3 separate regions of the Homo sapiens genome follow, and regions 1 and 2 are each linked to region 3. A link is a loop called in an ENCODE intact Hi-C map of the cell type or tissue named here. Cell type or tissue: mammary epithelial cell. All regions are shown on one strand. Links, peaks and the distances in the headings refer to the core of each region. The heading gives the core; the rest is flanking DNA.

Evidence for each region. Peaks named below come from ENCODE experiments on the same cell type or tissue, not always from the same donor. Only the 100,000 strongest peaks of a DNase experiment are listed, where the experiment ranks them.
Region 1: a loop joins it to region 3, with 2.6 times the contacts of the local background. A loop is called at or near these places in 2 of 110 quality-filtered maps.
Region 2: a loop joins it to region 3, with 9 times the contacts of the local background. A loop is called at or near these places in 2 of 110 quality-filtered maps.

What each region holds. Positions count from the first base shown.
Region 1 is chr5:78,591,646-78,601,911 of GRCh38, forward strand. All of the region lies in intron 2 of LHFPL2 (LHFPL tetraspan subfamily member 2), which reads right to left. Among named protein-coding and RNA genes, the nearest start is that of LHFPL2, 52 kb to the right of the region's middle. RefSeq lists an enhancer at 5,381-5,675 and a silencer at 5,521-5,725. In mammary epithelial cell, for the core only: a CTCF peak has its summit at 3,766; DNase peaks (open chromatin) are centred at 3,656, 5,886 and 6,626; H3K27ac peaks cover 5,125 bases.
Region 2 is chr5:78,633,022-78,643,287 of GRCh38, forward strand. All of the region lies in intron 1 of LHFPL2 (LHFPL tetraspan subfamily member 2), which reads right to left. Among named protein-coding and RNA genes, the nearest start is that of LHFPL2, 11 kb to the right of the region's middle. RefSeq lists enhancers at 1-326, 327-826. In mammary epithelial cell, for the core only: no CTCF peak of the experiment used is centred there; DNase peaks (open chromatin) are centred at 5,630 and 7,780; H3K27ac peaks cover 3,776 bases.
Region 3 is chr5:78,694,854-78,705,119 of GRCh38, forward strand. The region is part of intron 4 of LOC124900191 (a long non-coding RNA gene); the gene reads right to left. Among named protein-coding and RNA genes, the nearest start is that of LHFPL2, 51 kb to the left of the region's middle. RefSeq lists enhancers at 4,554-5,753, 5,085-5,229 and a cis regulatory region at 5,152-5,162. In mammary epithelial cell, for the core only: no CTCF peak of the experiment used is centred there; DNase peaks (open chromatin) are centred at 3,668 and 5,028; H3K4me3 peaks cover 241 bases; H3K27ac peaks cover 3,693 bases.

The sequences.
Region 1 (10,266 bases), core at 737-8,736, 100 kb before region 3:
CCTGCCTTTATGGAACACTTTCTTTCTGACAATTATTAAATAAGACATTCTTGTGGAACACTTAGCTTTGTTAAAACCAACTCTGGTACAAGGGAAAGGAGGGGAGGAGAAGCCAGGAGACCTTGTGCCATGGGGGCTGCAGAAACAGAAAGGAAGCTTACTAGTTGAGGCAGCAAGAGCAAACACAAGGCACATGTAGAACACGGATAGGAGAAAAATAAAGGGCAGCACATATAATCACCAGGTTTTCTTATTGTTCTTTCTGGGCACACACAACTGGCATGAACATGTGGTTGACAGGTCTGAGAACTGATTCCTAGAGACAGAGCTGGCGCAGGAGGGCTGGGAAGTGGGCACTATCTGCTCCATCTGGAGAGTGTCTGAAAGACGTGGTTCCCTTCAACTCATTTTCATTTGATGGTCTTTTCCCAGTGCTCAAGAGCACAGTCTTCAATTAACAGGCAGTACAATAGTCCTTTAACAAGCAACATGGACCTACAATGAGGGGTCAAAGAGAAGTCAAATGCGTGGCAACAGAACTCCAGCCAGGAAATTCTGGAAGACTTCAGAAGTACTCAGACACGGCAAGGCATTCTCTCCCAAACGCTCAGGAAGGACAGAGAGCACCTCTCTCAAAGGAGTGCGGGATGGATGCCTCAGATTTCAGAGGTAGCCTCTGCAGATCCACAGCAAATTCTACTGAGGGAATTCTTTCCTCTAGAAGACGCTCTAAGAGTAACAAAAAGTAAGAGCTAATTTGGGTTTGTCTCCTGTGTGGTTTCTACTTCTCAGTGCAAACTGCATAAATTCTCTGCCCAGTGCGGGAAGCAGGGTGCTTTTTCCTTCTCTCTCCACCAAAGTTTCACAATTATGTACGAGACTGGCCCTTCTTGAGCATCTTTTGCTTTCTTCACTTCCACTTTCATCTACATTAAGTTCTGCCTGATTACTCTTCAACTTAGTGAAAAATTCAGATACACACACACACACACACATTACTCTTCAACTTAGTGAAAAATTCAGATACACACACACACACACACACACACACATTACTCTTCAACTTAGTGAAAAATTCAGATACACACACACACACACACACACACACATTACTCTTCAACTTAGTGAAAAATTCAGATACACACACACACACACACAATCAGCTGAATTACTCCTGGCCATCCAGATTACTCTTTCTGAATTTTAAAAATTATTCAGAATGAGGAGTTATTGTTTCTTGGGTACAGAGTTTCAGTTTTGCAAGATAAAAGAGTTCTGGAGCTGGTGGTGATGGTTGCACAACAGTGTGAAAACATTCAATACTATGAACTGTATGCTTGAAATGTACATTTTATGTTATGTGTATTTTATCACAATTAAAAACAAAAGCCAACAGGTGCTCCCATGCCTGGTTTTGGCAACTCGCGCATAATCTCTGTCCCCGGTGTCTGGTTGGAAGCAGTCACTACACAGCAGTTCCAGGACACTACCGGGTGCTGACATTCACGGGGGGCGAAAGGAGATGCCAGCTGCTGCTCACAGTGAGTGCTTTTCCCGGGGAGCAGACACAGTATCTGCATCAGACACTCCTGATTCACTTCTCATCCCCATGGGAATCAGGAGAAAGATTTCACAGCCCTCAAGTAAGACATCTAGGTTCCTGGAATTAAGGAAAAGAAGAGCTAAAGTCAAGAGTGCAAGGTCCTGAGATCCCTGGTGACATCTTTCCACCTCTTGTTTTCGATTGAGGAAGACAGCCTGGGGACTTAAAGGCCCCAGCTGTCTCTCCCGAGCACCTCTCCCTTCACACTCCAAAAACAGTATCATTTTCATGACAAAAAGCTCTTTTAAAAAATGCTCCATAAGGTCCTCACAGACCTGGTCCCTGTCTCCAGAAGGTCATGGTTTATGATATACCATTGTGACCATGCTAGTTGAAACATATGGGTAACAGGTGAGCGTACTAAATCAATATTTGAACAAGCAATGATGTATTTATAGTACATCTGGTAGTGGTCAAGGATACACTCTTTGGGAGAAGAGGCAACCTGAGAAGTAACCAGACCAGAGACTGGAAGGACCAAGTGTGTGTGGAAGAACCTGAGAGCTCCATACACAGCCTAGAGGAGCAAGGCTGGACCAATTGTCTATGAAGGCCTCACTCACAAACCAGACGGCATGACTGTCCCCAGTCCTTCCCTACTCTGAAACCTATCCACAAGCTGACCCAGGGAACCCTGCTTGATGAGGCAAGAAGGAGGGGGGATGGAGAGGATATCTCATTCCTATTCGTCTTCAAGGTAACACACACAAAAATAGCAAACTCTTGCATACTGCTTGTTATGAACACTCTTCCAATAACTCGTAGATAGGAACTCATTTAAGCCTCACCAGCCCAGGTACTATTTTATGCACTGACAGAGAAACCAAGATAGAAAAAGGTTAAGGAGCTTGCCCAAGGTTTCAGAGCTAGTTAAGTATGGGGGCCAGACAGTTATCCTGGCTCTTAGCCTTTATGCAATCCTGCTTCTCTAAAACAATGGCTATTTCTGTAACACTAGACAAGAAGAGAGGCTTAAAGACATTCGGCCCTATGTAGCATGTTAACTCTGTTCCCCTATTTTTAGGGGGAGAGGCAGCATAGCTTTGTATAGACATCCTCCGACTCAACTTGGGCAGGATGTCAGCTAACTGTGTGGCCTTGGACACATTAATTAACTATTAGCTATTCACTGTATCTGTAATATACGCTGTCTAATGTATCTGTAAGGGTTAAATCAAGTTTCTAGCACATACATAATAGATAGAAGCTATTATTCACCCAGGTGAAAGCTCTAAAAACAAGCAGCTGACACACAGCCACCATCTAACAAATTAATCAAAATCCTGTAATAAAGTAATAGTGGCTATAAGCTTAAACTGGCACACAGCAGTCAGTTCATAGCCAGAGCCCTACAAATCATGAACAGTTCCTTCACTACACTGTTTGGGTAGGGATTCTATAATTTTTCCTAAGTGTTCCCCTGGGATAAGAACCAAGACACAAGAAAGAGAAAAGGGACAAACTTACAAGTTAGCAGAATGTTTTACTTGAAAACACAGTGCAAAAGTTGAAGGTAAAAAAACTTGACATTTTATAATAGTCTTTGTTTGATTCTAGAAAGCCAAACAGTCCCTAATTACTAAATCACATATAGAATGGACATAGCCGCCAACGACCAAAGAAAGAATATAAATTGCATGTCACATCTCAACTTCAGAGAGAAACCATCTGATGTGGCTAGCCTTCTGAGTGGGTGCTAGCACTGTGTTCTTTCCTTGCTCTTAGAATAGAGTCTGGGGACCAGCCTGGCTGGCCTAGCTATCTCTCAGGGACCAGATAGCAAACTTTGTACCCTGTGTGTTTCGAATTCACACTCAAGAATGTGAAAATAATCAGCTATGCCATCTCAACATGCACTGATGAACAGTTTTCAGGACTGCTTCAAACCAGGAACTAAGGTAAAATAACAAGTTAGACAAGCCATGTGCAGACATCCCGCCTCCAGTCAGGACGTGGGGATTCTCCTTCCTGGAGACAGACTATATTTTTACAACAGGCTTTTCTATTTTCCTTACAGATTGCTTCAACTATAACAGCACAAACCAAACATCTGAAATAATGAGTCATACTGGCTTGAATCCGAAGCACCAGGTCAAATGCAGTTTAAGCCACGTCAGTGCTTAAAGGCAACCCTCATGTGGTGAGTGGACAGATTTCTGCCACCAGAAATCTATAAGCCCTTTCCACCTAGGTGAACAATGTCTCAGTGTGGGAGGCAAGACAAGTGTTTCTAGCTGTTCAGGACCAGGCTAGGAGAATCTTCTTTCTTCCTTTCCTTTTTTTAGACAGGGTCTCACTCTGTCACCCAAGGTAAGTGCAGCAGCGTGACCACTGCTTACTGCAGCCTTGAACTCCTGGGGTCAAGCAATTCTCCCGCCTCAGCCTCCGGAACAGCTGGGACTACAGGCTTAAGCCACTACACGTGGCTAATTTTTTAAAATTTTTTTTGTAAAGGCAGGGTCTCACTATGTTGACCAGGCCTGTCTTGAACTCCTGGCCTCAAGCAATCCTCCTGCCTTTGCCTCCCAAAGTGCTGAAATTATAGGTGTGAGCCACTGCAGCACCCAGCTGTTCCTTCTTTCTTAAATTGCCTCTCTTTGGAGGGGATTCCTGATGAGGAAAAAACAAAAAAGAAACTCAAAAACTTACAGCATTTTTTCCTATAAGCATTCTGGTAAAGGGGAGTCCAAGAGAAAGGAGGTTTAAATGAACAATAATGGTATTAAGTAGCATTACAAATATTATTTGTGGATTTAAGTTAAATTTGTTCTTGATTCTATGAAATATGAAAGTCAAAACATTCTTTCATCAGTTAAAAAAAGCAGCCCTCTCTGCAGCTGTTCTAGACCGAAGATGACAAAGTTTATAATAAATTATAAGCAACCCTCATGACATCTAAATTATACATTTATTTTCCTCCTTCACAATATCATTATAATGTCTCCAATTAAAGCCCGACAAATTTTGGAAATTGAATTGAAAAGATATACAGTTACAAGAACTTCTCAAGAAAGATGCAAGGAGAAAGGGTCCTCATCCCAAAAGATTGGACTTGCAGGAAACACAAGCTCACATCATCCTACAGAAGGTAAGCAGCTGCCTAGAGGACGACCTTTCTGATAAAAGAGTAAAGCATGCAGGCATGAACGAATCAATGAACATTTGAATGAAATAGCCCTGGGATCACAAAGTTCCAAGAATATTTTTCATGAGTCTCACAGTGCCCAGTTTTCCTTTAACATAAGTCTGTCTTACCTTTTCTAAGACATACCTAATGTGATAAAGAGAAACCTAGTAAAAATGATTGACCTTCCTTGGCAATCTTTGTGACTCTTACCTATTCATTCCAACTCTGCTTAGGGATAAAAGTGTCACGTGCCTGTCTGAAATTGTCTCCTATAGCCATGTCTGAATTATCCAAAAGTCAGGACACCTCCCCGCCATGGTCCCAGAACCCAGCTAGGAACCCAGAAAAGCAATCTACCAAGGAAATGCTGCCCAAAGCCCAGCAAGCCACATTCTGATGCTGGTAGGTTGTCAGTCATAAGCAAAAATCCAGAAAATACAAATCTTCCTTTGATAATAATATTGACAGTTTCTTCTGCTCCCAAATTTTTGCCTTCTTCCCATTAAACAACAAAAATTAAGTGATCTAGGTTGCCCATGTTGCACAGTCTATACATTCATATGAAACAAAAATTTAACCTCATAAAAAGAAATTCAATTACTATTGACTAAACTGCAAAGTAATATTTAACACACCAAACAATAATTTTGTAAGCAAAGCAAATTGCTAAACCTGGTTCTCAGCCATTGTTTCCATATCACAGTCACCTGTGGGACTCAGGAAAATCACTGATGATCAGCACCACCCTAGGAGAGTAAGGTCTGGTGGGGCTGGGGTGCAGTGGAAACAGCCCACGAGCGAGGCGCCAAGAGAGCAGCAGTCTAATCCCAGCTAGACTTTGCACTTCCTGTGTGGCCTCTGGGACATCACATCTCTTCCCTGTGTTTCCTCACAGGGAGCTCTAAAATGGGGGCATTGTATGAAAAGATAATCTAAGTCTCTTCCAGTTTTTTTCAATTTTCTCCCAACCCCAGAGTTTTTTCCACTTAGGAAACTAACACAAGTTTTTCTAATTTTTTCCCAAACCTAGTGTTTTTTCCACTTAGGAAACTTAAAGGTCTCTTTGTGTGGGACAGAAGCAAGAAAAAATGAAGACAAATATACCAAAGTGTGTCTCAGAGTAGAATGATTCAACATGACGTAAGAGTTTGTGTGGGAGAGTGGTGAACTGACGTAGCAGATTATGGAAGACTGTGAACAAGCAGCTTGGAAAGTCAGGAAACTCTAAGACCCAATTCTTCAATTCTTCCTTCTTTGTTTTTCTTTTTAAGATACAGAACAAAAGAAAAGTTGGGAGGAAAGAGAAATGAAGTAACAAATAAGTCAGTAGTATTCAATGAACACTTACCAAATGTGCATGATGGTATGTTACAGGAATAAGAAAGAATTTAAGTGAAGAACAACATGGTCCCTGAACTCAAGCTATTTGTGATGGAATTCAGTGCATCATATGCACTGAATTAGTATCTTCATATGCATTGGTATCACTGGGCAAGCTTGTTAGAAAATACAGACACCTGGGTCCACACCCCTCTTCCCAAACATTATAAATCCATTTCCAGGATGCAGAGCCAGAAATGTTTTTGTTGCTCACCAAAACTTGACAACCACAAACTAAATAACAATGGAATCCAACTTTTGAATAATGCAGTTAATACAAAGACCCCTTAAGGCAACCCTGACTTAGTCATAGATAGCAAATATAGGTTAAGGCCTGGGTTCCCACCCCATGTGTCAAGATGATCTGGAGAGCCACAGCAAACTCACAGGAGCATGAAGGGATACTACAGTTTTTTAAGGAAAGCATGGTGAAGTGTGGGAATTATACAAACTACTAGTTCAAGTTAATTCACAAAATGCATTACATTCCTTTTGATGACATCATCTCTTTGTGAAACTGGTTTTTGCAATTACTATGATAATAAGCCAAGCACATTTGAACATCAATGTGGAACAGGAAACCAAGGTGGGAATGTCAAATCTGACTCCTAGGCTTGCGAAGCCATGAGGTATCCAACAAAGAAACACAGCTCACTAGTAAATGAAGGTGGTTATTCAAGAACAAAGTAAGTTCTAAAATCTTATAAAAAGAAAAGCATATTTTCTTTCAATTTATACATACTACTTTTTCAAATGGCCATTAAGTTGTTAGAACAGAAGTACCTATTAGGTGGTTTGTATGTAACTCTTAAACAAAACTGTTAAGTACTTACTTTGAAAAAATTAACTAGACACTTAGAGGACCAAGAACAGAGAAAGTTTGGGATCTTCTGGGTCAAGACAACCTTACAATGGGATTCTTTTTATAGCATAAAAATTTAATTCACTCCAACAAAATAGATCTCATGTTTCCTTCTGATAGAGAAAGCATTCTAGAGGCATTCCAGAATGCTGCTTTTCAAAGTATTCTCAAATGAGAACAATGACAATCATGAATATGTCTATCCACTGATTGGTCAATAACTGCATGAATTATTTTCTTCCATGTTATATTTCAAATAGCATTCCAAAGTAAAAATGTATAGATATATTATCTTGTTTTCATAGGAAGCATTATTATACCTGTACAACACCTTCAAATTTACTTCACAAAATTTGAACATACGGTAATTTCAGTAACAGCCTTCTTAGACAATCCAAGTCCAGTTATCCCTAGCATTCAAGCACTGGTCACAGGAAGTGCTGCGCTCACTGCACTTGTTGGTCTGCCTATGTCCCCAGCCAGTCCTACTCATCTCCAGCCCTTGCTTGGCTCAGCCGTACTGTTTTATCACACTGCGTCATTCCCCTACCCTCCCAAGTGTTATGGATAAAGTTTTATTTTCTCAATTAATGTAAATTGTACTTTGTTAGAGACGACCATGATTACTAGATATAAAAACTTCCCAAGATTGAAAGCGAAGAATAAACCCTTTTTTTGGGCGGGGAGCACAGGGGGTTGCGGACAGAGTTTTGCTCTTGTTGCCCAGGCTGGAGTGCAGTGGCTCAATCTCGGCTCACTGCAACCTCTGCCTTCCAAGTTCAAGCAGTTCTCCTGCCTCAGCCTCTCAAGTAGCTGGGATTACAAGTGTCCGCCATCATGCCCGGCTAATTTTTTGTATTTTTTTTTTTTTTTAGTAGAGACAGGGTTTCACCATGTTGGCCAGGCTGGCCTCGAACTCCTGACCTCAGGTGATCCACCTCGGCCTCCCAAAGTGCTGGGATTACAGGCATGAGCCACTACACCCAGCCCCTACTTCTACCAGGTAGAGCATTATTAATGGAGAGACTATCATGCCTACACACAGATTCTGCTTGCCAGTTCAACAATTAAGTGAATAAAAAACATAAAGGCTTGCTGCCTAGCCCATGAGATCTTGTCTAGTTGTGACTTAGTACAGATAATGGCAGACAATGGGAGACAGCCTTCAGCATGTACAACTGCTTCAACCATTCTGAATGCTTCCCATCCCTTAAAATCTGAGATTTTTCAAACTATTCCCCAAATTATTGGTAGTTTCTGGAGTTCTCTTTACATAGTACCTGAAAAGACAAATTTTTGAAGTGACGATTCAGAGTCAAATCTCTGACTACAAGAAAATTTTAAGTGATCAGGAAAATCTTGTAACTTTATAGCAACTAACCTCTCACTCAGATTAATAATGAACATGCAATATACCCTTCAGAAAGAGCTACTTCCCAAGAAAGCCGGGGAGATCAAACAACAGCTTATTCATGGTGAAAATTATTTTGAAAGACTAAAGTTGATAGCATTCCACCTACTAAGTTCCTGAATAGTTCTAAAAATTTCAGGATGAGGTTCTTCAAGATAAGCCTTTCAAGTAAAAAATTTACAAATATATTGTTGTCAAGCGAGCAAACTAGATACCAATTCTAACAAAAGCTCTGTTATTTCATGTTATTCTCCCCATAGATGGCCACACCAAAGTTTCAAAGTAAGAGTTTATCAGTAAGCTCTTCAGTTTGGGGTTACAGGTGATTAAAAAAAAAATTAAAATTACAGCCTGGCTCAAAAGACAATTCCTCCACTTTCTGAGTTTCAAATATCAAATCATAAAACTTTCAGCAAGAGGCCATGTGCAGTGGCTCACACCTGTAATCCCAGCACTTTGGGAGGCTGAGGCAGGTGGATAACCTGAGGTCAGGAGTTCAAGACCAGCCTGACCAACATGGAGAAACCCTGTCTCTACTAAAAATACAAAATTAGCCAGGCATGGTGGCACATCCCTGTAATCCCAGCTACTCAGGAGGTTGAGACAGGAGAATCACTTGAACCCGGGAGGTGGAGGCTGCGGTGAGCCAAGATCATGCCATTGCACTGCAGCCTGGGCAACAAGAGCGAAACTCCGTCTCAAAATAAATAAATAAAGCTTTCAGAGAAATAAATGACAAGCAGACAATATACTTAACGTCCTCAGAGAGATACTACTAACAAAATAGTATGAAGGAAGTTGGTAACTAAAGTCAAAGGTTCTGGCTGAGAAAACACTTTCCACAATGGAACATAAATAGCAGATGACCAGGACAATGTTTTATTTTGGCCTGTGTCTGAACTCAAATTAGCTGTTTAAAAAAAAGTTAACTGAAACTCCAAAAACACTAGAAAGTAAAAGAAAATCGGATTTAAATCTGCCCAACACTTGACCAGCATGTGTGCCATTTGCTCCAACCCCACATCAGAGTGACCCTGCAGGCCCTGGGGGTACTCAAGTCCAAAAGATCAAGTAACAACAGGCAGGGAAGCCTCAGAGGAAAAACTGTGAAAACACAATAAAGTAGAACAATTCCTACCATTTGGCCTAGTGATGAAAGGAGAAATGAGGTGTCACTGAGGATGATAAATATTTGGACCCTTGACTTCTCTGTGAGGATAAAGTAACAGAACAAACATCTTTTCTCGAAGGGATGATTTGGTGTGCCTTGAGATTTACTAAGCTGAGATGATTCAGCCATGTTCACAGTTGAGAAGGCAGGTCCCAGAGCAGACAGTACCAAGAATGTACAGACATGGCCCACTCACTGAATTCCTCTGTCCAGGGGAAGTTCTCACTAGCAATGTGAATTATTCTCATGTTTGTATGTAATTAATATTGATGGTGAAGGGTCCCTGTAAGTTAGGCAGCCTCCCCCAAAAGGAACTGTTTTTATTCTTTAAGAACAAACTAATAACGAGTAAATCTAATAAGACTATAAACCATGTCTGTGTAGCAAATTTATACCACCAGTGAATTCAACAGCACTAGAAGGGAAAGAAATCATTCCAGCTTCTCACGCACTGTCTCTAGGGTGGGCTGAACACAGGATAAAATCCTCTACCTTGGCTGCATTCTCATTAGGCCATCTGCAAACGTGCTGCAGAAAGAAGAGAAGCCAGAGGACTTGGAGGGTGGAGAGGCTGGGGGGAATGCTCCTGCTCTAACTTTCAGTCTCTTCATGGGAAAGTCATTTCCCTCAGAGCCTGTGTTCATCCTGCACTGGAAACACAGCTGTGGTCACCACATCCCTAGTTAAACACTGCTCCACAATCATAAATACT
Region 2 (10,266 bases), core at 960-8,959, 62 kb before region 3:
GGCCTTCTTGCAGCTGCTTTAGGAGAGTTTCGACTGGACCTTAAGGCTAATGCAAGCTCTGACACAGGAGAGGAGACTGTGATGGTTCAGACAGCTTTCAGCAACACCAGAGAGGAGAATAAACTGGAAGGAGGCAACGACACCCCATCTTAGCTGCCCCAAATGCCACATCCTGGTCGGTTGTGAGAGGACAGAAAGACAACCCTCATGGTCAGAAGTGAAGCTGAGCTCCCTCCAGCATCTCCAGTGAACCACTGCTTCTGAAGCCCAGGTTCCTCCAGCATGAGGTGGTTCCTGCCAGGCAGACACCAGCTCAGTGCCACTGCCTCAGGGGCAGAGTCTGCCTGCCTCAACACACCCCCACCAAATGCCTGGGTGGCACCGTGTAGTGCAGCAGCATCACCTGGGAACGTGTCAGAAACACAAAGTCTCCACCATCCCAGACCTAGGGACTCAGAATCTCTGGGGTGGGACCCACATTCAGTGTTTTCACAAGTCCTCTGGGTGACGGTGATGCTTGCTAAGGGCAAGTCCTGGGGGACAGAGTACAGAGATGGCCCAGCCTGCTAACCCAGCAGCAATTCTGTGCTCAAGGCCTCACACTCCATAGTGCTTTGAAGCCCATTTCTGTTGTAAAAAATACACAAAGCTGGTTTTTACGCATGGCACCATTCCTAGTCCTGTGGACCAATGGGGTAGGGGACTGAGCCACCTTCAGGGTAGGGAGGTGGAGATGGGAGTGCAGGCAAGGCCCTTCCTCTTCTCCTGGGCCCTCATCTGTTTTAGGACAGGCAAAGGGAACTCGAGCTTCAAGGAAAGAGAATGCATGCTTCTCCTTTTAGACATTTCTCCTCCCACCTAGATACAGAATCTGACCACTCCATAAATGAAACAGTGAGGTCGCCCTGGAAGGCTCCATGTGGTTTTATTAGAGGGTCAAGTTTCTTCCTGGAGAGTGAAATGAACTCTGTGGTTACAAAGACACCAAGGCCCAGGAGCCATAAAGTAATTCAGGATTCAGAAGAGCCCAGTTTATCTGCCTCTTTCTTTGAATATCTATCTTCTCCTTACCAAAAGAAAAAAGATTACCCCTCCCCCCAAAAAAAGCATATTTCTGTAAACAGCAGACAAGTTCTCACATTCTTGTTTGTGTTTTTATAGCTCTTGCTTTCTTTACAAAAGGGGTTAGGGGGCGGTGGGGAGGCCAAAGCATCAAAATAGCACTCAGGTCATGAAGGGAGATGATGCTCCACTCAGTTCCCAGGGCCTGCCCCCAACACCAATGCCACCGTGAGGGTGGCTGTGCTGCAGGAACTCACAGGAAGTCATGCGTGGTATGGGGGCAGTGAGGACACTGTATTCTCAGTGCACCTCAAGTAGTGCTGCAGAAAACCCAACTGCCACCCCAGGTTTGGGCAGCACACTGTGTTTGCATGCTGCAGCTCTCTGGCTTCCCCACCTGCCCCTGTGCCTATGGTCCCACGCCTCCAAAGGCCTTCCATGGCCAAACACACCGCCACACCTGCTAGCCCTCAACGATCATGGCTCTTCCACCTGTCTCTCCCCACTAGACTGTGAGCTTTCCAAGGGGTGTAATAAGCATGTGTTGAATAAATGACTGAATACATAGCCATATGGACTCACCTGGAATAAGAGTTTCAGGCCTGCATTCCATCCCCTCACCCTTTCCAATCCAAAGAGGCAAAATGATTTGCCCAAGGCCGCAGAGCAAGCTAACAGCAAAGGAAGGTCAGGGAGGCAGAACAGACAGTTCTTATCAATTTCTGCCTTTCACAGGCTGTGTTCCCATCTTTCCTGAGTACCATGCCCCCTTGAGGACAAAGACATTTTATTTGTGATAAGAATGGAATCATTTTTTGTGTGTTTCATTTCAAGAACATGGAGGAACATCTTATGAATCTTAGAATGTGGGGCACTAAGCCCAATCTAGGGACACCAGGGGAAGAAGAGTCGGGAAATGGCTGTGAGCCGTGGAGTGGGTCAGTTCTTCACAGACATTCCCAGAGTTCTGGTCCCTCGGGAGTGCTTCTGTGTAAGTCCTCTGTCGGTTCTGGTTTACTCCGACAGCAGAGACAAGAGAATCTCCCAACCCATCCCCACTCTGTTCTCAAAACATACTCCACCACTTACACAAGCTTTGGCTTTGGCAGCAGAATGCCCAAGTTCAGTTTCTTTTTGCCAGCCAGAGGCTGAGAACTCTGCAAATGTAATGACTCTTTTCAGATACGACAGAGAAAGCATGCACTAATGCACATTACCTAGGTGGCATGCAATCTCAGGAGAGTCAAGCCCTTCTCTTCAAGTCCTCTGGGAAAGACGCCCCCAACACTCCCACCGCCCCCTCTTCCCCCAGGGAAAAGGGATGGTTTCTGCCGCTGGCCAAGCTCACCTGCTAAGCAGGTACAGAAAATGGATCATTTTCCAAGTCTTGGATTTAGCTTCTCTCTCACAACCAAACTGACTTTAAAAAACAAAACCGGCCAGGCACAGTGGCTTACGCCTGTAATTCCAGCACTTTGGGAGGCCCAGGCGGGCGGACCACGAGGTCAGGAGATCGAGACCATCCTGGCTAACACGGTGAAACCCCGTCTCTACTAAAAAATACAAAAAATTAGCCGGGTGTGGTGGTGGGCGCCTGTAGTCCCAGCTACTTGGGAGGCTGAGGCAGGAGAATGGTGTGAACCCGGGAGGCAGAGCTTGCAGTGAGCCGAGATCGCGCCACTGCACTCCAGCCTGGGTGACAGAGCGAGACTCCGTCTCAAAAACAAACAAACAAACAAACAACAACAAAAAACAACCAACCAACCAAAACAATCCTAGGTACAATTATGGTGTTTAGTCTTAGTTTTCATATATAGATCACCTGGCTTTTCATTACAACTAGTATGTGAAATGGCCACATTAGAAGTGTGCCAAATGCATCGTAAATTATATTAAAGTTCCCATCACACACACAGACACACACACACACACACACGCGCACACAAACACCAATTAAATGAATGGGAACAAGTTCTGCCTAGTGCCCTCCCAGGCATCCTGTGCTCTTCTTGAGCTGCCTGGACACCTGGTGCCTGAGGCTGCCGTCTGTGGCCCTGCCTCCTGCTCTGCCCTCCTTGAAGAGTGCCCCACACTCCACCCTATCAGAATCCACTCTTGCATACTCTGATCCTGAGAAGCATTCTATTAAGTTATTCCTGTTAACGTATAAATCACAAATGCATTGCCTGTCCTCTGTGTGCTTACACGTCTAATAAGAGGCTTAAAGGGAAACACTTCACCCAATTTCTCTAATGGTAGAATTGTAAGTACAACAGTAAGTGAATTCCACCTTTCGGGTAAGGAGCTACTTCTATATCCAGCTGATCCCCCCACACTGACCATTTCCTACTTCATTGGTTTCATAAGCTGACTTTGCCCCTAAGGTAAGGCTGAGATGGATCCTGCATCTTTAGGAATAGAGGTTAATTTTCATACAATTGTGGAAGGGCAAACTCCTTAACCTTCCAATTCACCTGGATCAGAATCAAGCTGGTCTGTGGAGGATGGGGCCCCTTCTTCATCCATTTCTGGTCATCCATTACTTAACAACGCTCATTATCTCCAGTGTCTGAACCAAAGTAGGAAAGAGTGGGAAAATCACTATCGAGACATTCTTAAAGACTTCTCTACAGAGGCCCAAAGCTTATGTAGTCCAGTATCTTTGAGCACTTAATAATCAGTGTCTGTAAAACCTTCCTAAAAATAAAGGCTTCACAGAACTGACTTCTTACACCATTAACAAAGGCCTCTCTGATTTGGCTCCATCCAAGATAAGAGCCTCTCTGTAAAAGCAAAAGCATGTATTAAGATAAAAAGTGAAGTGGATCCAATGGGACAGAAGACAGCCCTTCACAAGCAAGTATCTAGGAGGCCAAGAAATAAACAGGCAAGGGTGTCCCTCAGACATGGCCAATATCACAAGCTCAGACAGACAGGTTTCTAAACTGATACTCCTCTAAATTGGTTTTTCTAGAGCCTTCCTGATCATAAGAACCACCTAGAAGCTTTGTTTAAAAGACACAGATTCCCAGGACCCACTCCAGACCTATGAAGCCAAAACCCCGGGTAGGGTCTGGTCACATATGTCTAGCTAGCACCTTAGCAGAGTGTCAGGCAAGTTTCAGAAATAATGCTCCAAATGAAACAATAGGCAACCTTTTAAAAGCTTTGTAATCGCATAACCTTGAAGTTATAGGGTATGTGGGAAAATGCAGGTTTAATGGAAGGAAGTTAGAGCCTTCCTAATCTAGTTAAACTTATGGAATATAACCAACATGTAATGAGGAAATCATTTTAACTAGCTTGGGGGGAGGGGGGGAAGCCTTCCCCTATACCTTTACCATATCTCAACTGGAAGAGCTCATAACCTCCCTGCCCTAAAGGATTAAAGGCATCCCTGCACAGTGGCTCCCAACAGCTATTAAAGGCCCAAATGGAAGTGCCAGGGCTGAGGGCTCGCAGTCTCATCCTGATAGAGGCCAGCCCTAAGTAGCAGGTGACCAACTTCAAGTCAGACCTCACAGGCCCTCCTGGCATGCACGGTTCAGCCCTGACATTTCTCAGCCGCCAGATGCCTATTCCATAGTCTCTTTCATGCTCCAGTTTAATGTGAGGCCTTGCTATTCAAAGTGAGCTCCACGGGAGTAGCAGGGGAAGCATCACGGAGAGAGCTTGTTAGAGATACAGAATCCTAGGCCCTACCCAGCCCTGCTGTATCAGAGTCTGTATTTTAACAGGATTCCAGCCAATTCTTGGGCACAGTCAAGCTTGAGAAGCCCTCCTGATGGGGTAGGGACTTCTACCCACAACTCTGGAACATCAGCCTCCCCACTCGGGCACCAGCCTCTCAGAGGCCTTCCTCCCTCACACTGTTCACTCAAGTCTTGTCAGTGCTGGTTTGTCTTGGGGCCAGATCACCATCAGCAGGACCCAATGAATAGCTGACAACCCAAAGCCCAGTTTTTAGGAAGTTAAAAGGAGGCAATAAGGGCCGGGCGTGGTGGCTTACACCTGTAATCCTAGCATTTTGGGAGGCCGAGGCAGGTGGATCACGAGGTCAGGAGATTGAGACCATCCTGGCTAACATGGTGAAACCCCACCTCTACTAAAAATACAAAAAAATTAGCCAGGCATGGTAGCAGGCGCCTGTAGTCCCAGCTATTCGGGAGGCTGAGGCAGGAGAATGGTGTAACCAGGGAGGCGGGGCTTGCAGTGAGCCGAGATGGCACCACTGCACTCCAGCCTGGGTGACAGAGCGAGACACCGTCTCAAATAATAATAACAATAATAAATAATAAATTAAAAAACATAAAAAAGGAGGCAGTAAGTTCTGATTGTGTCTCACATTCTCATCTGGCTCTAACATCTGCCTCCCTTCGAGGGCAGGACTATAGACCTCGTGATCGTAAATCAGCAGAGACAATCCAAAGTCAAACAATACCATGGAATGCTGGCTCTTTGGTTCCAGCACAATGTTAATGAGGTCGAGGTCACGGGTATGATTAGCTTCCTCTGTATCTTGGCACAGACTCCAACCCTCTGCCCTCCGGCCGCCTGCAAAGGCTGACGCACCCTTGGTTACTAAGAGGACTGGAGGAGAATGACAAGGGGAGGCTAACAGAGCAGCACCAGTTAATGACTCAAAGAACCTGAGTGGCTGACGGGCTGCATGTATCAAAGAATGACTTGTGGCCCAGAGGGAAGGCTGACAAGACAGACGACCAGGTCAGAATTCAAAACTATCTGGACAGGCCAAACATGCCAGAACTGAGAAAGCTGAAATTTCACAAGAAGAAATGAAAGTCTCATGATCAAGGTTTCAAAAATCAAATATACACATCCCAAACTAGAGGAAATCTAATTGGATGGCAGTTATTAAGTTTTTAAAATTTTTTAAAACATTCAAGTTTTGTTGACCAATATGGATATTAAGAAAGCCAGAAGCCTCTTAGGACCAGAAGTCTAGTTTCCAGACCAAAAGGAGCAGTGGTTCTTGCCTAACATGGCTGGTCAGACTATCCTAAGAGGCCCCCCAGCCACCTGTCCACACAGGTGTACACACAAACTCTCACACCTTCCCACCACCACCACCATTGGGGTTCTTATTATTCAGTGTGGCCTCTTCACCCATACTGTCCCTGACTACAGCTCTTTTTGGCTTGGTAACATAGTGTAAACATTTCACACATCAGCTTAGTTCCCTCTCATGCTGCCCTTTCTTTACAATACACTTAAGCACAAGCTGGGAAAAACAAACAAACAAACAAACAAACAAAATGCATAAATAGTCAAGACAACCTAAGCACACCCACTTACCAAAAGGATTCAGATCAAAAATGACTTACAGTCACCAGTTTAAGCCGGCACACTATGCTACGAATTACAGCATGAATCCATGCAGAGTCAGTAATTAAGTCGGTAATTATGAGTTTTCACTGCAGAAGAACCCTGAAAGGCCCACTGTAAGAAGGAGCAAATGAAAGAGTATCTGTTTAGACATACCTCTCTAGAATGTAGAATCATCTTCTAAGAACGGACAGTTGGCCATTTTAAAAAAAAAACAAATGTGATTTTAGATTGTTTTTAAAGTTGTGAGCCATGTTTTTCTTACGTATCTATTTAATATACAAGTGTTAGTCATTTACAAATACAAAAACACTGCTTACTGGTAAGTTTGTAATTCCCAGACTATCCAGTCTGTTATTTTTAATTCAGAAAATGTGTTCTCTATGAGCAAGAGAAAGTTAATTTTTTAAGAAGTTATTTTGCCCTTAATAAGTGTGTGCCATGCACCACTTATCTGAAGATTGAATGAGGCTCCTGTGAATGCAATTACAGCCTTCCTTAAACAACTGGCTAAATGCCTTAAAACTAGAAAACATGTGAAATTCAGTCCAATTGCAGCCTGCCCCAGGAGAAAGGAAGCTTGAACTCCAGGTGCCCCGACAACACAGCACAGTGTGGAAAGAAAGAAAATGCTGAACAATAGAATCAGGAGAGGAAAAAGAGTCCCTCTTAATTTTCCGGGCATGTGGGGAGCTTGTTGCTAAAGAAATATTTAAGATCTCACTGCTGGTTAAGGTTCAACTGAACAGTGAAATTAAAAAACAAAAAAAAAATCAAACATGCCAGTACAGCACTTATTTAATTCAGTATTTCTTATCAATCAGGTTTATTTCAGTACTTCTTATCAATACAACAGAAACACCTCTCAAATCACACTTAAAATGTTTATGAAAACATACCAAACATACCCATTATAAGGGGTGGGGTCTTCCCTATCATTCAGAGGAAGCTGCCCCATTCTGGATTTGGGTTGCAACCCCCAGTCCTAGTTACATTCCTGCAGCCTTCCAGTATTTATAACTATATCAACAATGAGTAGGAACGTCAGTTCTGTTTAAAGACAGGAACTGCCTTACAAAGGATGCACCATGGATATCAAGCAATGTATGATGTTGTGACCAAAACCACTGATCCAGTTTTGTACAAAAACCAAAATACTTCCCCAGCTCTTTAGTTCTCATTTCAAAAAGTAACATACTACTTGTAGAAAATCTGAGAAACAGAAAAATAAAGAAAAAAAATTAGTCACTCATAGCCCCATTAAGATAACCAGTTAAAATTTTAGTCTCTGTCCTTCCAACCCTGTTAAGCAGGCAAGGATGAGGTGAGGTGTTATTGCTGGTTACACAGACTAACAATGATTAATCATCCCCACTGGACTTACCCTAAATCCACAGCAGTAAGAGGAGTAACGGTTGTGCCTGCAATTCAACAAGCATTCACTGGGGCCTGCTTGGCACACTCTCATTTATGCCACAAATGAATGAAATGCAAATTAACACCAGTAGCCCTTGAGGGCCATTTGGTAACCTCAAAAAAGAAGGTAGATAAACCTCATCCCTGGTGGACATGAAAACAAGAGTTAGTTATCCTAGTACAGAGAGTAGGAGAGCCTGGCCACCCTCTCTAAGGCAGGGAAGGAAATGTTTCAGAGGAAGGGTGTGCAAAGCAGTTGGAGATGAAGACCTGGGAACCACACACATGTGCAGCTGCCCATTAGCAATGCAAGGGTTCCTGGGAATCTGTGTGCTTTTAGGACCAGAGAGATTCAGCCCACAAGGGAAATGTTCTTAGTCCCACAAACAGGAAGAGCTTTAAAACTGTCAGAACACCCTAGTTTCCATACATCAACCTGGGCTACTATCATCCACCTATTACCCTTGTGCAGTCAAAGGCCAGACAACCTGGTTACGTCTAGTTGAACCATGCTCTGTGCTTAAGGCACAAGGAAAGAATTGTTTCTACTGCTGATGTCACCTCAGCGTTAAACATTGTTCATTATTAACCAGCTGAAATATTCTTCTTTCAAATACTATAACTGGGTGCAGGTTTCCTTGCTTATTTTTTTTTAAGGTGAAGAGTTGTGAAAGTTAGTTTGACTGAACTTCCAAAGTTCACCCCCAAGTAAATACCTTGGAAGTCTTAAATAAAGTTTGACAAAAATATTTGTAAAATAGTCTCCATAAAACCACTTAATCATTATAACATGTTATTAAATCAAAGTCAGAACAAACCCAGAAGAAAAATCCAAATACACTGAGGTTCTCCTTTCTGGACCTGCCAACTGTCAAAATCAAAGTTGGGTGTTTCTCCTGATCTAGCTGATTAAAGTTTAGGAAAATGTGCAGATAACACACCTTTTTAACCGTATTCAATATTTTGTAGACATACACAAAACTAGTTTACATTCTCAGCAAGTGAAGTTCATCTTACATTTTCTTAAATATATTTATTGTATTTAAGAAAATGTACAGTATACACACACACACACACACACACACACACACACATATATGCTCAAGCTGCTATAATAAAATACCATAGATTGGGTAGCTTAAATGACAAACATTTATTTCTCACAGTTCTGAAGGCTGGGAAGTCCAAGATTAAGGTGCCAGGAGATTTGGTTCCTGATGAGGGCCCTCTTCCTGGCTTGCAGACAGACAGTCGCCTTTTTGCTGCATCCTCACACACTGGAGAGTGAGCTCTGGTCTCTCTTCCTTTTCTCATAATGACACTGATCTTATTATGGAGGTCCCACCCTCAGTATCTCATCTAAGCCTAATTACCTCCCAAAGGTCCTGCCTCCAAATACCATCACATAGCGGGTTAGGGCTTCAACATATACATGAATCTGGGGGACACAAATATTCAGTCCTTAACAGACACGTGTATGGTATCAATTTTGTCAGTTACACATCCTAGCTATCAAACACATTCACAACCATTCCAGGTACATCCCTCTTAACTAGCTCAGTTTAAAATAACAAGCAGAACTCACCAAGTCTGCAAAATAACATCAGTACAAGCCTGGTCATTTGAGGCTAAAGTCAAGGGCTTGATGGACAATCAAGCCAGTCAGGCCTGGTAAAGGGATGAAAGAGAAAATTTCACTTACAAGGACACAAATTACTCTTGCACCTAGCATCAGTTAGTAAACCTCAACACGCCAAGCAAGAGAGGGAGGCCTCCCTACAAACACTTGCCACTACCGTAAAAAGAACTCCCTCTATCATCTCTAGCTCCAGACCTCGCCTCCTGCCTCTAAATCCCACTTTTTGCTGGACATCTCTTCTTGGAGGGCTTGTAGTTCAGTTTTGGATTCAACTGAACTCATTACTCCTTGCCATCTCTCTCCAAACTGAGGTTCCCACAACTGCTTACCTCAATGAAAGGTGCCATGACCCATAACAGTCAAAGTGCACTCCCTCTCCTAGATGAACAGGAAGTGGGGTCAATATCTGCAGGCCTCTCCTCTCTCCACCACCCAGTCCTGCCAGGATTTCTGCACTCTGGTACTAGCCTCCCAGCTCACCTTGTTCCCCCCCCTCCTTGTTACCTAGCCCACCTTATGGCCATGGAGCTGTTTCTAAAGTGCAATATGATCACAGCATTCACCTGCTACAAATGCTCCAACCTTCACACAGCTTTCGAGATGAAATACAGACTCCCTTCGCTCAGTGCTCAAGACCCCAAACCCTCAGGTACTTCCCAGCACAACCTTGACTCTAGTCCAACAACTACTGTCAGCGCCCTGGCTGCACTATACCTTTCCAAGCCTTCTAGACTCCAAACTTATGTGTTATCTTATCATGTATTATTGCAATTTTTAAAGTAATGAAAAAAAAAGAAAAAACA
Region 3 (10,266 bases), core at 885-8,884:
GCAGCAGCTCCCCTGTCCAATCCTTAATTCCCTTTTCCTTTCAGAGCAATTGCTCTTCCATAAATCTTTTGCACTCTTAACTCTGTGTTAACGACCTGCTTAGGCTAGAAGAGCTCTGGGCTCTGAAAAGGTAACCTCTAGGTTAAAAAATCTGATTAGATAATCTGATAGATTCTACCATGTAGAAAATTGTTTTAAGAGGAATTTTATAATTTTGTGAGAGGATCTAGAAAGACTAAGGGACACATATGTACAAGAGTAAAAGTAAGAAAAAAAGAAATGCAAATAATAACTGCAGATAGGCAAAAAATTATAAAATGGAGGAAATTATACTACTTAACTTGCCTGGGAACATAAAATGTAAAAACTAAATATCAATTTATTTATTTTTATTTTTAAAATTTTTGAGACAGAGTCTCACTCTGTCACCCAGGCTGCAGTGCAGTGGCATGATCTCAGCTCAGTGCAACCTCCACCTCCTGGTTTCAAGCAATTGTCGTGCCTCAGCCTCCTGAGTAGCTGGAACCACAGGAGTGTGCCACCATGCCTGGCTAATTTTTGTAAGTTTAGTAGGGATGGGGTTTCACCATGTTGGCCAGGCTAGTCTCAAACTCCTGGCCCCAAGCCTCAGCCTTCCAAAGTCCTGGGATTACAGGCATGAGCCACCGCACCTAGCCAAATATCAATTGAATTAAAAAGTTGTGACACTATATTGAGACAAGGCAAGTGGGGATGTTAGAGAAAGAGAGCTAAATCCCCATTCTGCCATTTGTTAGAAAGTCAAGAGATAACATCTAAAATTGATGTGTCTGTAATGGCAGTGTAAATATGGCAAATATCAGAAGAAATAGCTGAAGTTCAAAGTTCTGCCTCTGAGGCATGAGACTAAAGCGTGAAGTAGAGGAATGCAGTCCTCCTTCATGAGCCTTTAAATACAATTTGGTTTATATTTGTTTAGATAAAATATTAAAAAATTAATTTACAAAAAGAATGTTAACTCATAGGCTAGAAGTAGAAACCTCATTAATAGGCATTGGTTCCCAGCAGGAATCTGCAGAAATACAGAGGGAAGAATGGTGGGGGGAGGCGCCATAGCCTGAAATGGCCCTAGTCCCAGGCACCAGCCCCAGTGTAGTGCATGGGGCTGCAAGGTCTCCTCTGCTCAGAGGCTGTGATTCTGTATGTTATAAACTGAGTGATATGGTTTGGCTCTGTGTCCCCACCCAAATCCCATCTTGTAGCTCCCATAATTCCCACGTGTTGTGGGAAGGACCTAGTGGGAGATAATTTAATCACAGGGGCGAGTCTTTCCCATGCTGTTCTCATGTTAGTGAATAAGTCTGATGAGATCTGATGGTTTTAAAAACAGGAGTTTCCCTGCACAAGCTCTCTCTTTGCCTGCTGCCATCCATGTAAGAAATGACTTGCTCCTCCTTGCTTTCCACCATGATTGTGAGGCCTCCCCAGCCACGTGGAAATGTGAGTCCATTAAACATTTTTCCCATATAAATTAACCAGTTTCGGGTATGTCTTTATTAGCAGCATGAAAACAGACTAACACACTGAGAGTCCCTGATCAGCAAGTTCTTCCTCCATTAACTCTACCCACTGGCTTATCAAAGATGGAATTTTCTGGCCTGTTGAGGGGATATTCTTGAGTCTGGAATTTACTTATTGGAAAAGAAGAGAAACAGAATTGTTATCAGCCATCTGGCTAGGGGGAAATTCAAATACAATAATAAAAGAAAGAGAGAGAAAACATCCAATTCAGTGGGCTGCTTTTGTCAGGAAATCTTATTAAACTGCTGCTCTGTGCTCAGTGTCCATGATAAAGAGCATCAAGGCAGCTTTGGACAGAGATTTAAAAGCAGGGGCAGATGAGGAAAGTCCAGCAGGTCAGGGTAAGGAAGAAACACTGTATTTGCTCCCCATACTGATGATCAGATTATAATGGGGAAGCTTGCTTCAGATAAGGCATGGTGACTCATAATTTTATCATTTTGAGAATGCAATATAAATAAATCCATACAATATGTGACCTTTCATGATTGGCTTTTTTTCACTCAGCATAATGCCTTTGAGGTCCATCCAAGTTTTTGCATGTATCAATAATTAAGCACAATAGCTTGTTTAACCATTCTCCTATTAAAAGACATTTTGGTTGTTTCCAGTTTGGGGCTACTACAAGTAAACCTGCAGTGAACATTATGTCAAGGTTTTGTATGGATATAAGTTTTAATTTATTTGGCATAAATTTCCAGGAGTGCAATGCTGGGATAGTAAGAATATGTTTAGCTATGTAGAAAACTGCCATCCTGGCTGGGCATGGTGGCTCATGCTTGGGGGTTCAGCACTTTGGGAGGCCGAGGCAGGCAGATCACTTTAGGTCAGGAGTTCAAGACCAGCCTGGCCATCATGGGGAAAACCCGTCTCTACTAAAAATAGAAAAATTAGCCAGGTGTGGTGGCGTGCGCCTGTAGTCCCAGCTACCTGGGAGCCAAGGCAGGAGAAGGGCTTGAACCCAGGAGGCAGAGGCTGCAGTGAGCCGAGATTATGCCACCGCACTCCAGCCTGGGCGACAGAGCAAGACTCCATCTCAAAAAAAAGAGAAACAAAATGAAAAGAAAACTGCCTTTCTATTTTTCAGAGTATCTGTGTCATTTACATCCCCACCAGCAATATATGAAAGGTCCACTGTCTCCACATTCTCACCAGCCTTTGGTATTGTTTTATTTCTTTTTTGAAAGATCAGAAACTTCCTGCTGCCTTCCATTTTTTCTCTTAAAAAAATCAGTATTATGTCTGTATATAAAACCTTATGTACAGGCTGGGCATGGTGGCTCACTCCTGTAATCCCAGCCCTTTGGGAGGCTGAGGCAGGTGGATTACTTGAGTTCAGGAGTTCAAGACCAGCCTGGTCAACATGGTGAAACCCCATCTCTACTTAAAAAAAAAATTAGCCAGGCATGGTGGTGAAGGCCTGTAATCCCAGCTACTTGGGAGGCTGAGGGAGGAGAATTGCTTGAACCTGGGAGGCAGAGGTTGCAGTGAGCGGAGATTGAGCCACTGCAATCCAGCCTGGGTCACAAAGCAAGACTCCATCTCAAAAAAAAAAAAAACCCACAAAAAAACCTATGTACATTTAAAGCATAATAGTAAAACAAACACCTGTTAACACACCATCCAATTTAAAAACTAAAGCATTACCAAACCTAATTCCACCCCTCTGCCTTTCCCACTAAGAAGGTAACCACGCTACTGACAGTGTAAACCAGTTCTCTGGGAAAAAACACTGATTTGCAGTTCTTGTCAACTTCCATGGTGTAAATAATCCCATGTGACTGATGTCAAGCTACCAACCTAAAGTAACTGAGTGCGGAGCTGGAAGAGATGTGTGTAGTCGGTTGTGGCAAGCCTGTACAAATCTGTTCCAGCACCACTGTTGCTAAACTTGGTATTTATCATTCCAAGAAAAAAATGCGCATGCACACACACACACACACACACACACACACACACAGTGATAGGCTGAACAATGAACCTGAGATGCCTACATTCTAATCCCTGGAACCTGGAAATGTTACAGTGAATGGCAAAGACTTGGCAGATATGATTCAGTTAAGGCTCTTGAGCTGGGGAGATGATCCTGGATTATCCAGTTGGGCCCTAAATACAATCACAAGTGTCCTAATGAATTGAGGCAGAGGGAGGATCGACTACAGAAGAGAAGGCCATGTGACCACAAAGCAGACACTGGAGGGATATGGCCAAGGAATGCTGGCAGCCACAAGAAACTGGAAGAGGCAAGGAACACATTCTTCCCCAGGGCCTCTGGAGGAAGCACAGTGCTGCCAAGGCCTTGATTTTTAGCCCAGTGAAATGGATTTCAGACTTCTGGCCTACAGAACTGTGAGAGCATAATATAATAATCTGTTGCTTTAAACCACCAAGTTTGTGGTAATTTGTTACAGCAGTGACAGGAAACTAATACACACACACACACACACACACACACACACACAGTGTTTTCTACAAATTACCAAAATATCTATAATATTCACGTAGCTAGATTTTATCTTTATACAATTGCTATGTTCTTATCCAGAGAGATTCCAGGACTTGAGTTTTTTTCACTCAGCATTGTTTCTAAGATTTATTCATTTTACTTCATGTAGCTGTAATTCCTTTATTTTCACTATTGGTTAATATATTCCATCATGGCCGGGTGTGGTGGCTCACACCTGTAATCCCAGCACTTTGGGAGGCTGAGGTGGGTGGATCACGAGGTCAGGAGATCGAGACCATCCTGGATAACACAGTGAAACCCCATCTCTACTAAAAATATAAAACATTAGCTGGTCATGGTGGTGGGCACTTGTAGTTCCAGCTACTTGAGAGGCTGAGGCAGGAGAATTGCTTGAACCCGGGAGGCAGAGCTTGCAGTGAGCTGAGATTGTGCCACTGCACTCTAGCCTGGGCGACAGAGTGAGACTGCGACTCAAAAAATAAATAAATAAATTATATATATATATATATATAAAATCATGTATTACTTATCCATTCTCGGTAGGATTTAGGTAGTCTCCTTTATCAGATTAAAGAAGACTGGTTTTTCCCCTGAACTGAGATGATACCCAGGATATTACATTTGCTTTATTCTTTCAATCAAAGATTGGGTGAGGTAACAATTGTGGGAGGTAACAAGTTGCATTGAATGTTATAAGATTCCAGGATTCCAAATACTCCACCGAGAGTACATGTGAGTCATCTTACAGATAAGGAGAGTGGGGTAAGGTACATTAGGGTGTGATGTGGGCAGGGTCTCTCCTCATCAGCCTGGAAATGTGCTCACCCACAGGAGAGAGACCGCCTGCTCCCTGCCACACCCACACCCAGCACACAAACAGTACCCAGAAGGCACGCAATCAGTGAGGAAAGAGTTGGGGCCACTCTGGTTGAGGAAGAGCTGGATGAGGGTGGAAGGCTGGCCTGAGACACAGTGACTCACCAATGTGAGGATGGCCCATTAGATGCAACTCAAGAACAAGATGGTTTCAAAAAAGATGTCTGGCTTCTAGCTGGACAAAAGACCCTTGTTTCCCTGAATATCCAGAAAGATAAAAGGCATAAATGAATCGGAATTAACCACGGATGACTCAGCCTCAGGTCACATGGGTGAGTGTTCATGAGACATTTTTCTCCTTCTGCTTTGGAAGGTTTGCCTGGGGCAGTCTTGCTCGACTGGTAGGTGAATCAGCTTGCAAGCCTGAGTGTCATCACAGCTCTCACTGTTCAGCCTCCTATTTATTTACCCCTTACCACATAGGTGAGCTCCTTCCTCAGTTTCACTAAAATTATCCCTTCCTGTGAGAATCGCAGAATTTATGGATGGTTTCAGGGGGACATGGAAGGTATATCTCATTTTGCTCCATAGCCCAAGCAAATGAAAACCCAATTTTTCAAATTAACCCTCTCTCAAGTTTTACCTCGGAATTGCTGAGTCAAAGAGCAGGAACATCTCTGATTTTGGTATACTCCCTTGGAGCACCATCATAGTCAGCCCATGAAATCAAAAGTGCTTTATATGGCAGAGCACCTCCTTACTCCACCAGAGGCAGGGCCACCGACAAGAGTGGCCTTAAGTAAGGGAAGACACAGCCGGGCAGGTACGCCTGGCAGGCTTCAAGTGGGCCACAGCGGATACCTTAGACATGTCCTGGGCAAAGGCTTCCTTATGCCCATCCCATGGCACCGTCTCTGGGGCTGGGAAGCTGGCAGACTTGACCCCTCCCCATCAGCCTTCCCACACATTTATAGGCACCTCTCAACTGTTCAACATATGGTCCTCTAGCCTGGGGATGACTTACATTTTTTTTCCTTCATTTTTTTCTACTGTTTGCCCTTTGGCCACCTAATTTGTCATATGATTGACTCCAGAGACTGGGTGAAAATCCGATGGATGATATGTGATCAAGAAAGATAAAAGGATAAGATAGCCCTAGCTACCCACATTATCTCTGGCCCTTATCATTTAGAGACAATCTTTATTTTTTTGAGATGGAGTCTCACTCTGTCACCCAGGCTGGAGTGCAGTGGCACCATCTCGGCTCACTGCAGCCTCCGTCTCCTGGGTTCAAGTGATTTTCCTGCCTCAGCCTCCCAAGTAGCTGGGATTACAGGCACATGCCACCATGCCCAGCTAATTTTTGTATTTTTAGTAGAGATAGGGTTTCACCATGTTGCCCAAACTAGTCTCAAACTCCTGACCTTAGGTGATCCACCTGCCTCAGCCTCCCAAAGTGCTGGGATTACAGGCATGAGCCACTGCGCCCAGCCTAGAGACAATTTTGAATGGCCTATATGCTACAACTTCCTGTTCATGAGTTCTTCAGCAGCTTTACTCTCCAGAGCCTGGGGAGGAATTCCACCTAGCTAGAGCACATCAAGACTATATTAAGGTCTCCTGATTTTCTTTTTAATTTTTAAAAATTTTTCTATTTTTTTGAGATGGAGTATCACTCTGTCACCCAGGCTGGAGTGCGGTGGTACAATCTTGGTTCACTGCAACCTCCACCTCCCTGGTTCAAGCAATTCTCCTGCCTCAGCCTCCCGAGTAGCTGGGATTACAGGCACTCACCACCACACCCATCTAATTTTCGCATTTTTAGTGGAGACGGGGTTTCCCCATGTTGACCAGGCTGGTCTCAAACTTCTGACCTCAAGTGATCTGCCCACCTCAGCCTCCCAAAATACTGGGATTACAGGCGTGAGCCACCGTACCCAGCCAGGTATCCTGATTTTCTATCCAAAGTTCTCTTTCTGTTACACCATATCCTATTTTTTAGAGTTGAAATTAAAGACATACTTGTCATCAGCGGTTCAGTAGGGCATTTAGCAGGTCAATCTCCTAGCTCTTATTGTCATGAATAGGCAGATGATAACTCTGAAGGTCTTTGCCAATAGCTGTTAGCAGTCTTTATTTCCATAATCATAGACTGAGACAATAAACTCACTTGCAAGGCAATGTCTAATACCTTTAGTAACAACACTAAGATTGGGTACATCGCCAAGAGCTCCCAACATTTCTAGATCTATTCAAAATCAATGGCTTTCTTTGCAAAGCACAAAGGCAAACACCAAACCATCCAAAATCAATACAGAAGAGTGATAGATAGGGAAATAGGACTGGGTAGCACAAAGGATAAAGAAATAACAAAGCCAAAGGTTATGGAGTGATTGCTTTCTAATTTGTCTTTATAAAAAGAAAAAAGAATCAAATGAGAAATTGGCAAGTTACTGAGTGAAAATGTCAGAAACGTTTTATATTCTAGGGTTTTGCCACATACTGTCTTGCACAATGTTAAAGGAAGTGAAGTTGAAATTGAGAATATTTTCACAAGTCTGAGCCAGCCAGGAAGCCAGGGGAAAATACTCTTAAATTTGGGAAAATTACAGGCCTGCTATTTGACATTAGTTGGAGAAAAACATCAAACCTCAGAACTTATTCTGAGAACCTGAACAAGAGACGTACTTTAAGAAGCCCTGTGCCTTGTCCAGGGGAGCGTAGATCCCCCTAGGACTTAGAAACACTATTGGTAAAGGCCTTTAAGGAAGCCTCCAATGAGGGGAAATGGATAAAGGGGGCTCAGATTTCCTTTTTTTTTCTTTTTCTTTTTTTTTTTTTTGAGACAGGGTCTTGCACTGTCGCCCATGCTAGAGTGCAGTGGTATGATCTCAGCTCACTGCAGCCTTGATGGCCTGGGTTCAAGCAATCCTCCTGCCTCAGCCTCCCAAGTAATTGGGACTACAGGTGCACATCACCATGTGCAGCTAATTTTGTTTATTTTTTGTAGAGATGAGGTCTCACTATGTTGCCCAGGCTGGTCTTGAACTCCTGGACACAAGAGATCCTCCTGCCTCAGCCTTCCAAAGTGCTGGGATTGCAGGAGTAAGCCACTGTGCTGGGCCAGGGGCTCACATTTCTACTAAACCATCTTCTGAATGTGCAGAGAACAATGGCATAGAGAACCTGACCCTAAGGACTGGGGCTGGGGAAGAACACATAAGCGAGGTTGGAGAGCCAGGTCTCCCCCTTAGGCATGGGCCCAGAACCACGGTGAAATTAAAAATAAACAAACTTGCCATTTTGAAAAAGAAAAGTGATCAGGGCATAAGCCTTACCAGATAATAAAACATATTATCAAAATATAATAAGAAAAACTGTGTGGTATTTATATATTAATACAAATAGTCATCAAGCACAATGAAACAGCCTAAACATTTTTCACTCTGTTGCCCAGGATGGCTTGATGTGATCCTCCTGCCTCAGAAATGCCATTTCTGAATATAAAACAGAAAATTCAGTATAGAGTCAGCTGGCTTTCAAATCAGTAGGGAAAAATTATCATTTTAAAAATTATATTGAGACAACTGGGTAACCATCCAAACAAAATAAATTCTAGATAGTTGAAACTGTAAAAGAACCATACAATTACTAGAAGAAACAAAGGACACTTTTATTTTTTGTAATCTAGTAGTATAGAGATATAAGACTCAGAAACTATAAAAGACAAGACTGACAAACTTGTCTTTTATGAACATGAAAAGAAAAAATTTCTGCATGGCAACCCCTCTGCATAAGCAGAATCAGAAGAAAAGGCACTGGGAAAAAATGTGCAGTTCAAAATAGAAATAAAGGAGAAAATCCTTTAATGTATAAAGAGCTCCTACAAATCATTAAGAAAAAGACCAATAACCCATGATCACCCTTATACAAAATATAAGAAATACAAATTAAAACTATCATAATAATATAATAAAATATAATTAAGTACTATCTTCTCTTGTTAAACTGGCACAGATGAAAAATCAGATAGGGGCTCCAGAGACAGGTACTGTGTTATTGTTAGTAGAAGTGTGAATATATCCAACTTTCTGGAAGGCAGTTTGGAAAACACCTATCCAAATTATAATTGCACCATCACTTAGGTCCAGAAATTTCACTGTTAGGAATGTAATGTACAGATACTCTTGCACACATGTGAAATAAACTATGTATAAGGGTGTTCTTTATCCCACTATTTATTAATAGGAAAGATTGAACAACTAACTGTGTGAATGGAGTGGTGGTTAAATAAATTTTATTACAGGCTTGGTGGCCCACACCTGTAAGCCCAGCACTTTGGGAGGCCAAGGCAGAAGGATGGCCTCAGGCCAGCCTGGGCAACAGAGCGAAGAATGTTCAGAATTCTAGGCCTGGGTTTGATTCCAGCTCTGCCACTTACTAGCTTGATATCCTGAATGATTATTTAATTTCTCTGAGCCTCTTATTTCTCATCTGTAAAATGGGAATAATAATATGACCTACTACATATGAGTATTGGGAGGATTAAGTGACATAATCCATGTGAAGATCTTAGTCTTGCTCAGAAAATATTGGTTTTCTTTCTTTTCCACCTCTTTATTAAGGAATCACTGGTGTTGTTCGCTACTGAAAGTAAATATAATTAAATTATAAATTATAAAGTAAATATAATCAAATCATGACTGGGAGCCAAGTGTGGTGGCTCACACCTGTAATCCCAGCACTTTGGGAGGCCAAGGCAAGTGGATCACTTGAGGCCAGGAGTTTGAGACCAACCTGGCCAACATGGTGAAACCTGTCTCTACCAAAAAAATACAAAAATTAGCCAGCGTGGTGTTACGTGCCTGTAGTCCCAGCTAACCGGGAGGCTAAGACAAGAGAATCATTTGAACACAGGAGGCAGAGGTTGCAGTGAGCCGAGAGTACCACTGCACTCCAGCCTGGGCAACAGAGCAAGACTCTTGTCTAAAAAAAAAAAAAAAAAAAATATATATATATATATATATAAAATATATATGTGATAAATATATACAAAATATATATTATATGTGATAAATATATACAAAATATATATTATATGTGATAAATATATACAAAATATATATTATATGTGATAAATATATATAAAATATATATTATATGTGATAAATATATATAAAATATATATTATATATGATATTATTATACATTATATGTTATATATATAATATATAACATATATATGTTATATATGTGATAGATGTGTTATATATAATATATATGTGATATATGTGTTATATATAATCAAATCAGTGTAATCCTTGCACGCGTTCAAGAAAACACAGAACAATAAAGTTAGGTGAATTAGAAACAGATCCCAGAATTTTAAAGTGTTTAATGAATCTCATAGCAGGTTCTACAAA